2 separate regions of the Homo sapiens genome follow, and region 1 is linked to region 2. The links are chromatin loops, found by intact Hi-C in ENCODE. Cell type or tissue: dorsolateral prefrontal cortex. All regions are shown on one strand. Each heading gives the region's core, and the rest is flanking DNA. Links, peaks and the distances in the headings are about the cores only.

What was found. Peaks named below come from ENCODE experiments on the same cell type or tissue, not always from the same donor. Only the 100,000 strongest peaks of a DNase experiment are listed, where the experiment ranks them.
Region 1: it touches region 2 in a loop (2.4-fold over the local background); 4 of 110 quality-filtered maps call a loop at or near these places.

Annotation. Positions count from the first base shown.
Region 1 is chr17:34,582,656-34,588,484 of GRCh38, reverse strand. The region is part of intron 1 of TMEM132E (transmembrane protein 132E); the gene reads right to left. Among named protein-coding and RNA genes, the nearest start is that of TMEM132E, 6.0 kb to the right of the region's middle. In dorsolateral prefrontal cortex, for the core only: a CTCF peak has its summit at 3,287 (motif pointing left); no DNase peak of the experiment used is centred there; H3K27ac peaks cover 498 bases.
Region 2 is chr17:34,995,437-35,001,265 of GRCh38, reverse strand. LIG3 (DNA ligase 3) reads right to left here. Exons shown (of 20, transcript NM_013975.4): 10 at 5,071-5,202; 11 at 4,613-4,692; 12 at 3,441-3,528; 13 at 2,970-3,047; 14 at 2,539-2,662; 15 at 1,817-1,959; 16 at 1,410-1,484; 17 at 1-9. Among named protein-coding and RNA genes, the nearest start is that of LIG3, 18 kb to the right of the region's middle. In dorsolateral prefrontal cortex, for the core only: CTCF peaks have their summits at 2,693 and 2,896 (motif pointing left); a DNase peak (open chromatin) is centred at 2,875; H3K27ac peaks cover 4,222 bases.

The sequences.
Region 1 (5,829 bases), core at 343-5,342, 410 kb after region 2:
TGTGCACAATGATTCATTCATTGATTCATTTGACAAGTCATCAGTTGCCTAGTTTATTCCAGACATCACCTCCCAGACAGACTCTGGGAATACAGAGGCAGAGAAAAGATCACACACGTTCCAGGTCTATTTGAGCTTTTGGCCAGCAGGAAGCCAGGCAATGCAGAATTAAAACCACGGCAAATCTGCAATGAGTTGCAGTGGGTAGTGGGTCCTTGTTCTTAGAATAGGGATGGGCTTCCAGGAAGAAGTGGTGGATATGCTCTGCCCTGACAGCTGAGTAGGCAATGGAGTGGAAGAGTGTGAGTGTTCTGGTCAGAGGGAACAGCATGCACAAAGACTGTGACATGCAAAAGAGCATGACTTATTCGAGGGACTGAAAGAAGCATGGAGGGCAAGGGAAGAGAAAGGCTCAGAGGAAACTGGAGGGTCAGTGGGCCCTGACAGCACCCGGCAGGACTCACTCAGGTATAAGGGCCCGCATGGCTGGCTGCCTGCATCTGTGCTGATTCTGTTGGCAGGAGACAGAGAGGTATGGCAAGAAGACCTCCGAAGGCAGGGTCATGACTTCAAAAGCCAGTGCAGCCAGGACTCTGTTGAGCCTCAGCTTTGCCTTGCATAAAAAGGGGATCACAGTGCTGCCTTCACATAGCAGCCAATGTGACAAACAAAGCCATCATGGATCTGAACTGCAGAAGAGTTAGAATGCTCAAGCTTAGCAGTGTGTGGCCGTGACTGAGTGGGTGTGCACATGAGTGTGCACCTGTGCTCCTACCTCCCACCAACACCATTCTTCCACCATGACAAGGCCGCTGCATCACCTGTACCAAGCTACTAAAAATACACTGGCTTCTGGACCAGAGCCAGGCTCCCCCAAAACCCTGGGGGCTGAGGTAGGGAAGGAGAGACCAGGAGGGGCTGAGAAGGTTGTGGGGTCCTCAGTCTCTGGGCAAAGTGGTCATCAGTCACTATCAGACCCTCACCACGCAAGGAATAAAGGCTACCCCTGAGATCTGGAGCTGTGCCTCCCTCATCTTATTGGGGCCTCTCTGAAGATGGAAATTTGCCTCCCTTGTTATACTGGGTGCTCCCCAAGTGCAAGAACCATTCCCCCCCACTGCCACAGCTTTTCTTCTTCAGAAAAAGAGAGAGGTTGCCGCTCTGTGACTGTGACTAATTCTGTTTAAGGGTTGGCCAGCTCCAGGGCTGTGTTCCTGGGGAGGGGTTTAGGAGTAAGGTGGGGTATCCTAGCTGCCTGTTCTCTCAGGGCCAGGGCCCCGTGGGGTCTGATGTTCAGTTCTGGGAATTCTTGGATGGAGATGCTGCTGAGAACCTGGACCATTTTAGGAGTCATCCTATCCATCCTGGTAACCTCATTCTCCAGCTCCAGTGGTCGTGAAAGATAGGCCCAGGGAAACAGAAAATCTGAGAAGTTCTGCCAGCAAGCACACATCCTGCCCACTGCCGTCAGTTTGAACTGAACAAAAAAAGTCATGTAAGAGAAGAGAATAACCAGCTGCTCATTCTCACAGGCCAAAAAAAGTGTGGGTGAGAATGCAGCAGGAAGGATTACAGTTTGATAAAAAGCAGAACTTTTTGAGGGCAGGTAATGTCCTAGATAATTTAGGCAAAAAGAGATTTTCTTCAATTATCTTTTCTACTTCCCTTTTTTTTTTTGCATTGAATTATTCATCCTTGCACTCATTCATTCGTGCAACAAGCATTGAATTATCTAGGTAACTGCTTCCATTTTCCACTTCATCTTGCTGGGTTGTCTGCTAGCCAGCAGGGCCTGGGATGGAAGTGTGTATGGCAGAGAGTGGGTGGGAAGTGGTGGTGGTGGGGAGCTGAAAGGGTCAAATGACACAGCAGAAAGGAGATAATGATGCCTGGACTCGGACTGTGGGTGCTGAGACCACTCTAATGGCTTGCTTGTCCCCCCCCACTTGTTGCAACATTGGCTCACTTGTCTCAGTCCCCCCTTTCTCTGGGCAGTGCATTTGTCCCCCAGAGACCCGTGCAGTAGCTAGCTGAGTGTTGGTGCTCTGTGATACACTGTCCCATCCTTGGGGACTGCTGGAGTATGGCAGAGCCAGCTGAATTGGTGATAAGAAGGCCTACTTTTCTTTTCATTTAAGAAGACAGAGAAGGAAAAATTTTAAAGAAATTTATGTTCCTAAAAACACACACACACACACACACAACTGGTTCATTAATCTCTTATTAAAATTCTGTGTTGAGCATGGGCAAGGAAGAAGTAAGGAAGACCCTGGGGAGGAAACGGGGAGGAAGAATACGATTCTTCCACTTGTTAGCATCGGCTGCAGGAATCAGGGGAGAGAGGCGTGTGCTTGGGGAGAGAGGCGTGTGCTCTGACAGAGAAAGATGAGGGAGGTAAGAAGGGGCTTCTTCATCATAGAACAAAAGAGTTGGGAGGGGGCTTGGAGGGCACCGCCCCCTCACATTTGGGAGAGCAAGAAAACAAGACCCAGAGAAGTAGGTGAAATTCCTGTGGCTACACAGCAAACTGATGACAAAGTCAGGGTTTGAACCCAGATATCCTGTATCCTGAGGACTGTGTGATTTCAAACTGCTTTGAATTTCAAGACTTTGGACCTTTGTCTCATTCCCCCCAGTTGGACTTTGAGCTACTGAAAGAGCTGGAGGTCAGGTCTGGAATCCCTCACATTTCTTTCATAGCACTTGGTAAGGTTTATTAATGAATGCTACTAGTAATTGATTATCATGACTGCTTGCAACCAGAGGCTGGCTTGAGGCTAGAAGCCCATCACTGGAAGAAGCTGCAGAGAGAGGGGATAGTAGAGGTGATGGAATCTGTTGAGGAGTCTGGGGCAGACAGCCCCATTTGGGCTCTGGTGCTTGTTCTGATTCCAGAACAAACTTGCAGAGTGAGCTTGGCCAGTCCCTTCCCTGTGTGTCCATTTCCTCATCCACATGAGGTTGGATTTGGTGGTTCCTCTTTCAGTGTTTTGGACATCATTATGTGCAGGGCAACAAGGTGAGACCCTGCCCGCTACTACACACTCCCCTGCTCCAGGTAGGTGGGCCAGACCCCAGTGGTGGGAGTTGGTGCCTCTCAGGGTTTCAGTTTCTGCAGCATCGCCAGCACTCACTACCAATCTCAAGTCCAGGGTCTGTCAGTTCCAGACAGGCCCCCGGCAAGGGCCTAGGAGACACCCAAGTCCAGCTCTGGTATTCCACAGTGGCCTTATCTCCCACAGCGAAGCACCAGCCGTCCTCAGAATGGATTCCAATAAAGCTCATTTCCTGCCACCAAGTTTATAACACATCCCCACCTACTGGTCTTAAACATTAACAAGGCTATGTTGTGAATACGGCTGCATGTGGCCAGAAGAAAGATGGGTGTGGGAGAGGCGAAGCAAGCATCATCCCTCACGCCCGGCAATAAAGGGGTCTCCCAAGGGCTGGTGCTTACCCTGTCCTGCTGTGTTCCTCCTGCATCTCCAAAAGGGCTCAGGGCTTGGGTGATCGGGGGATGGGGTAGGGGTGTGGACACAACCCGCAGGAGAAACTCAAGGTTGCTGGGCTGGGGATCATGGAGGTGAGGACACGTTTTGAGACCATGTATTCAGAATGACCCTGGACACTACATTTGTATCCTGTGAGACCATGTCATAACATGTCACCGGAGACACATGGGTCTTGTATGTGCCCACTCAAGGGGCATGGCATGGGCCTGCTCCATCCTCTTGCTCTCTTTGTGGTATCTCTGCCTGTCTCCTCCCCTGCCCCTCTTCTGCCCTCTACCCCAGAGCTCCCTTTTCAACTGATGCTGGGAGGGTCCCTCAATACAGAGTTGTCCTCCTACCCCATCCATTTCTTCTGAGCACCTGCTATGTGTCAAACACTGGAGAGCCATGCAAACACATAGAAGACATGGCTCCTGCCCTAAATGCAAGAACGTGGGGATCAGGAGGATTGCACAGGTAAGCATGCCCATGTATACCCCTCACACAGCAGCCTATGAGGAAAAAGTGCTAGAAAAGTAGCATGAAGTACCAAAGAAGTCATGGAAAAAGTTCATTTATTTCTATCAGGGTATGGGGACTGCTGGTGAGAAGCTAGGGGGTAATCTACGGAGGCTCCCTGGAGGAGGTGACATTTGAACTCCGCTTTGAAGGTTAAGTAAGAATTTCTGGAGGCAAAGTATTCCAGATGGAGGGGCTGGTGGGTGCAAAAGCAGAAAGGCAGGAAAGTGAGAAAAGCAATACCTCATAGGGCACACGGAGGATGGCGAGAGGCCAGTATCTTTGAAGTAAAGATGTGGATTTGGACAAGATCATAAATGGCTTTGGATGCCAGGGCAATGAGTGTGCCCTTGATCCTAGAGGCTGTGGGGAACCAGTAATTGTTCCTGAGTAGTGAGCTGACATAATCAGCCCTCTAACAGATTTATCCACCACGCTGACCCCTAAACTCCTATTCAAACTAACAGTGGGGCTGGGAGTCTCCCCAAATATTAGATACAAGAAAGTGGCCTTCACAGATGTTCCCTGGAAGAGGGCTGGAGACTGGGAACAGTGTAGAGGTGCCCAAACACACCACTCTGCCTATCTCATGGGCTGAACTGGGCCCTGAAAAGGTAGTAAGGCTCCATTCACACATGGTCTCTGTCCAGGAGTCCTGGCAGAAACTGGAAAGGGGAAAGAAAGGCCAGAGACCACGCTGCCTGTGGAAGATGGGGAATGTGAGGGAGGCAGCCCAAGGTCACCCTGCCCGGTGGCGCCAGAGTCAGACTGAAACCCAGGCTACTTGGCTCCCAGTCTGGCTGTGTGGTCAGAACCCTGTGACCTCAATTGCCTGCCAGGCACAGAAAACTGCAACTGTCCCTCTATCTCCCAGCATTTTAGAAAAGCCCCGGAACCCCAACCAAGAGTCAGTTTAAAGGGAGACTAAGTCCCCGGACCCTATTCTTAACAGAGGGAAGGGGTGGCTACGTGGGTGTCAGGCAGCCCTGGAGGAGGAGGGCAGCCCAGGCAAGATGGGGTTTTATTGTGGGGGGATTTCTATCATACTGGCCTTACCCATCTGGGGGATCCCCCAAGTTTTAAGTATCTGCTGGCACCCTTCTCTGAGGCAGGGGAGACTGAGACATGCGATGGAGAAGAGAGTTCAGGACTCAGGGAAGGAGGTTGGAAAGGAAGCCAGATAGTCAGGAGGGGAAATGTCCGCTCAGTAGGGCGATTCAGACCCTACCTCCTCAAATACCTTCTTTCTGCTCAGGCAGCCAAGCCCTCTGCCCTAGGTGTGCTGTCACTGTGTTAGGCACTGGCTGTGTGGAGAGACAGGGAATAAGCCCATGGCTCTGCCTCCACCAATCCAGGACTACTGGGGCACAGAGAGGGCACTGGTGCCTAAGGAAAAAAGGAGGCCAAGGCCAAGACCAAGGGAAGGCAGCCAGGACGCTAAGGCCCAGCTGGAACTGCGTCTTAGGAACAGGCAGGATTCTGGCAGGTGAGGAAGGGAAAGGGATCTTTAATTCCAGGCTCAGGGATCGGGAAGGTGGGCAGAGGGACCCTAATGACAGAGTTTGAGCTGCCCATCATCAGCGTTTGAGGTGACGCCATGGTTGGGCTTTGGGAAGGGAACTCCGACAGCAAGATGTAAGAAGAGGGGAAGAACCCACCTAGACTCAGGCCTGGGTTTCTGGGCTTCCTCCTACTGGGCAGGGAAACTCCCTGCCGGCCAGTGCTAGGTCACAAGTGCAGCCCATGCAGCTCCAGTGCGCAGACAGGCAGCCCACCTCCCTCTCCCCCACCTTCATTCTCAGTGTTGCACACAGAGCCT
Region 2 (5,829 bases), core at 421-5,420:
GGCAGCTTTCTGTCAGGAGTAAGCCAGCAGGTCATCACTGGTTAAGAAGATAGTATCAGTGGCCGGGCGTGGTGGCTCAAGCCTGTAATCCCAGCACTTAGGAAGGCTGAGGTGGGCAGATTACTTGAGGTCAGGAGTTTGAGACCAGCCTGGCCAACATGACGCAACCCCGTCTCTACAAAAAATAACAAAAATTAGCCAGGCACGGTGGTGCACGCCTGTAGTCCCAGCTACTCAGAAGGCTGAGGTATGAGAATCGCTTGAACCCAGGAGGCAGAGGTTGCAGTGAGCTGAGATCATGCCACTGCTCTCCAGAACGAGACTGTCTCAAAAAAAGGGAGAAGCAAGTATTGGCCAGGCGCGGTGGCTTGCATCTGTAATCCCAGCACTTTGGGAGGCCAAGGCAGGTGGATCACCTGAGGTCAGGAGTTTGAGACCAGCCTGGCCAACATGGTAAAACCCTATCTCTACTAAAAATGCAAAAATTAGCTGGGGGTGGTGGCACCCCTGTAATCCCAGCTACTTGGGAGACTGAGGTGAGAGAACTGCTTGAACCCAGGAGGCGGAGGCTGCAGTGAGATGAGATCATGCCACTGCACTCCAGCCTGGACAACAGAGTGAGACCCTGTCTCAAAAAAAAAAAAAAAAAAAAAAAAAGTATCTCCCAACCAGCTAGAAGCAATACAGAACAATTAAAACCAAAAAGGCGGCTGGGTGCAGTGGCTCACGCCTGTAATCCCAGCACCCTGGGAGACTGAGGCGGGCAGGTCACCTGAGGTCAAGAGTTCAAGACCAGCCTGACCAACATGGAGAAACCACATCTCTACTAAAAATACAAAATTAGCTGGCCACGGTGGCACATGCCTGTAATCCCAGCTACCTGGGAGGCTGAAGCAGGAGAATCACTTGAACCCGGGAGGCGGAGGTTGTGGTGAGCTGAGATCCCGCTATTGCACTCCAGCCTGGGCAACAAGAGTGAAACTCCGTCTCAAAAACAAAACAAAACAAAAACCAAAAAAGCTTTGGCTAACAGCTGGGAAACTTGGGTCCTAGTTCTGCTGCTGCTGTTGCTGAATAACCTTAGGGAAGTCCTGTTTGTTCTCTAGATCTCTTTCTTGGTCGGTACAAGAAGGGATTGGGCCAGATTACTTCTAGAACACACCCTTTGTGCTGAGGGGATAGGTACTCTCTTCTTCTCTCTCTTTTTTTAAAGCAATTGTATTGCAGAAAGAATTCTATTCAAAATTCCTCAGAGTTGTCTGGTTGTCCCTGTGCCTATCACTCAGCTGGAAATCCAGACCCCTATCCCTGGGTGGACTTTCAGCGAGGTGAGATGGATTCTCTATGGCACTAGAGAACCTGCAAGCTAATTCTATGAGCTGGAGGCCCCCAAGCCACTGGGTTGATACCTTTGGGTCTGGGACGATGAAGTCAGGATAGTAGATCTTGTTGACCTTCAACCAGCTGGGTATTTTGCTGGGGTCCTAGAGGAGAAAAGATGCTACTTTGGGCTGTTCCCAACCTGGAACAAGGCTTAAATCCCTTCTCTTGGTAATGAGATTATAAGAAGCCACTTAAACAGCTGATGTTTGAGCCATGTGATCCTCCCAGCCCAGAGTGGGTATGACCTAGAGGCATGCAAGCCATTTTCCACAAGAAGGCATTCAGAGATTATAAGGCCTAATCCTGCTCCCCTGAGCAAGCTGCAACCCTTCTTTCTGGGGAGACAGAAATACCTGTAGTCCCCAAAGCACAGCCTCTGTCTCAGTGATGGCGGCCAGTCCAGAGGCCATGGCCAACCAGGTCCCTTCCTCACCTTGCTGATCTTCACCATGTCTAGTTCATTCTGCAGGCGGGCAAGCGTGGCATCATCATGGCCTCCTGCACACTTGGTGACTGTGCACCACTTCTGGCTGCCAGGGTCGTAGCAGCCCATGAGGAAGATTGACATCATGCCGCCTGGGAGGGGAGTGTGAGATGAGTGTGGGTTGGAGGAGCCATCTCTGCCAGTCCCAAGAGCCCAGGGCCAGGGAGAGGACCTTGGGTCCTGGCCGTCAGAGTGCCAGAGTTTACCTCTTGGAGCTACCTCTTACTAACTGTGTAATTTTAACCTTTATAAGCCCCAATTTCCTCTTCTGTAAATGAGGGATAATCACACCCAACCTGTTGGGCTCTGGGGCATTGAACTGTGTTGGACACATGATAGATTGCTTAAAAGTATTAGTTCCTCAGACTCCAGCTTCCTTTCCAGTCAGGAAAGAGATTTTGCCTGAGGAGAAAGCTGTCAGGCCCTGACGAAATAATTGGTGGTAAGCGTCCTTCTGCTAGGCTAGCATAGGGTACTCTATTCTGACTTCTCCCTAACCGAGTAAGCAGCTCTGCCTGAGGTGACTCAGGCCAGCTTGGGGCCCTAGATCCTAGGACTTCGGAAGTCATAACTGGCCATGCTGGCAGATCAAGCCAGTAACAAGGCCAGCCTGTACCTCAAGCGGTACCTTCTAAAACAGTACCACCCCAGGGGGCAGAGGCCACCCTGACCTTTGCTCCCTTGCCCATAGAAGGCTCCAAGGACCACCAGGTCAGCTGTGTCGGCCATGGCCCCCTCGTTCAAATAGTCTTTCTTCACTTTCAGCCAGTGCCGCTTCCCAGGCTCATATGTACCCTGAAGGGAAGCAAAAGAGAGACCACAGAATAGAAAGGCAACTCCATGAGGATGGGTTCACCCCTTCACTGCTACACACCAGATCTAGCCCAGTGCCCCTCCCTCAGGGTAAGAGCCCTCAGGCTCCAGGCACTATAGGAGACACACAAAGCAGTCCTCCAGATCCAGGACACATCTGCCCACACTTCCCCAGCAGCCACCCCAACCACTGCAGGCTGCCACCGCCATCTCCTGGTCAGGGCTGGAAAGGCTCAGGGGAGAGGGCTGCGAGTGAGTCGACAGGAGAAGCCAAGCGAGGCCACTTTACCTTCACATCCTTCAGCACCAGCCCCTCCAATCCCTCCTGGATCACCCGGGTTATCATGTCAGCCAAGTCCAAAGCTTTCTGAGGGACAAGAGAGATGCTGAAGTTGGTGTGAGAGTGGAGAAGGTGGTGAGTGAGTGGGGGTTGTTCCTTTTCACACACTAGTTAAGTGTCCACTGGAAACACCCTTACTTGAAATATAAGGGACAAAGGGTTAGAAAGCAGGTTGCTTCTCATCCCAAACAGAGGGCTGCTGTGGCTTTGAAACACAGGAGGCTTACCTAGGAAGGATTTCCATGCCCTACCCTTCTGGGTGAAGACTAGCAGGCAACATATGCAATAGTCAAAGGCCAACATTATCAGGAGGCTCCATAAGACATTAAGATTTATTCTTCCAGTCGCAGTTGACCCAAGGAGTTCTCTGCCCTGCTTTCAAACTTCTAGGACACTGCCTAGCATAGGGTCTTCACTTACTGTGACTCGCTTCATTTCTGAGAACATGATCCGGTTTGGAATTTCAACCATGTTGTCATGAAGAAACTTCCGCCGCTCACACAGAGGTCTGAGGAGAACAGGAGAGCTGAGGTTAGGCCGGGATCCTCCCTCCCTTATTAGGAATTCTGAGGAAGGAAGGGCCACAATGATAAAACTGCTACTTCAAGAAAGGGTTTGCCATGGATCAAAGACCTCATGTGTAACAGTTCTGCTGTCAAGGGCTACAAGGGCTCCATCGTGACCGAAGATGGAAAATTGTGAGCTGTGGCATAGAGCCAGTTCATAGTTGTAGTTCCTAGTTCTACTTCATCAAGCGAGCCAAGGGAGAACTGGCCTGTAGCCCAGATTGTATAAATTCTGGTCCCACTTGAAATACGACTCCAACTCTCATTTTTTATCCCCTGCACCCTGCTTTGCCCCGATCCCAAGGCCAACCCCGGGGTAGGCAGGCTGAGACAGGCCTTGGGACCCAAACCCCAAATCCTACCCCCACCAATTCCTTCCCTCTCTACTTCCTTCTCCTTCCCCAATCAAGGATGTGGCTGTTGCAGGAGGAACAGGGGTAGAGATACATTTCTAAGTGAGGAAAGGGCTGATACTGGTTTCTCAGGCACAAGCATATGGATGCAGCTAAGTCAAGACTGCTAATTCTCTCCAAGATGGTCCCACCCATGGCCTCCCCTATAATCCGGAGCTTCCTGTTGTCAGTCTCTTCTGAAATCAAAACCTCTGAGCTGAAAACCATCTGCCTTATGCCCCCAGGGGTGCCACTGGAGCCCCTAGGGGTGCCATTGGAGAAATAAACTGAAACCCCATATGCTCACAGTCTATTTCTCTGCAATAGTCCATTTTGCTTTAGTAGAGAAACTTCTTTGGGGGTTTGGGTTTCTTCTGTGACTTAAGCTCTCAGAGAAGAGATGGAGTCAACACATGGGCTCTTTCTTACACTGAATGGGGAACTGATCATGTAGCAATTGTGCTTCCTCTCAGCTCCCTCTTGCCATTGCCTTTGGCAAGCTCCTGAGCACAAACGTATGTGCCAGCTGGTTCCCTGTACCCTCCTTTCCAACCTGAAGCCCCCATCTTCCTCACCCAGGAAATGAAAACAGATTCCTGGCAGTTTCTGGGTTTAAAGATGCTAGCCAACTCACCTGTCCATCAAGCTGACATCATTAAAGTAGATACAATCAAAAACAAACAGGCAGACATTAGCATCCTGGAAGGCTGCTTTCTGTAAGGGAAAATGAGGTAGTAGGTACACATAGGACAAAAGTCAGTGTGAAAAAATAAGGAGTACCAGTCCACTTCTGGAGGCCCCCTGAGGCACCGGATGAAAAAGTACTATTTCTGCTCTGAAGCCCCTGGGCCATAAGGGCACTGAGCAGATAGTGCTAAATGGAAACCAACCCAGTTATAAACTGGTTCCCAATACCAGCCCCTTTTTAGGAGAAAAACAAAAGACAAAAATCCAAACCAGAAACAGGTCAGAAGCGAAGAATAAGGGCCACACTAAGGGATATTTCCTCCCTTTTCAGACCGCAGCGTGCACCCACATGTACATACTCACTCACACTCATTCATTCTTGCACATATGGCCCTGAGCTAGTACCTTGTGTACTCCCAGAGTCCCAAAGGGCAGTGGTTTGCCTGTCTTGTTGTCAATCAGAAGCACTTCAGAATCCAAGATCATGCTGTGGCCCCCAGGAAAAGCCTGGGGAATGTAGTCCTTAAAGTGGGCCACCTGAAAGCAGAAGGGGAGCTTTGGTGAGGGATGACATGGCAGCAGGGACCTCAAACCATGCCATGGAGGGCAAAGCCCGGGCCCAGACAGGATATAGAACAACATGTGGAAGGCCCAGCTAATGTGCAAAACATATAGCTAGGCCTTGCGAGCCACCTGGACAAGAGGGAGAGGCCATCTGTTTCAGTACTTCTGTCCGGGCCCAGGAAGAGGTCAACCCATGCTGGGTCACTTTCTATGGGCTGTAGAGAAGGTACAATTTTTGAGGAAAATGGAAGAAACAGATTAAACCTGTCGGGGGAGGAGGAGGAGGGTAGGTGGGCAGAGATTAGTGCCTACTGCAGAAGATGTGTGACTATCAGGCTGGGGACTGGATTAGGGGAGAACAGACTACTTGAAACCAGAAAGGTAGAAATGAACTCCCTCAGGTGCAGCAAGGAAACTTGAGCAGTGTCTTCTCTGAGTGGGAGCCCTGAACCCACAGCCATCACTACCCAGGATGCTTAGAGCAGGAACAGGAAAGGCCAGCACATCCATGCCATTCCCCTTCAATCCCTAACCTAGCCCTTTAAGAACCCAAATCACAGGAGAGGCAAAGGATGAGTGAATACTGGGTAAGGGAAAATT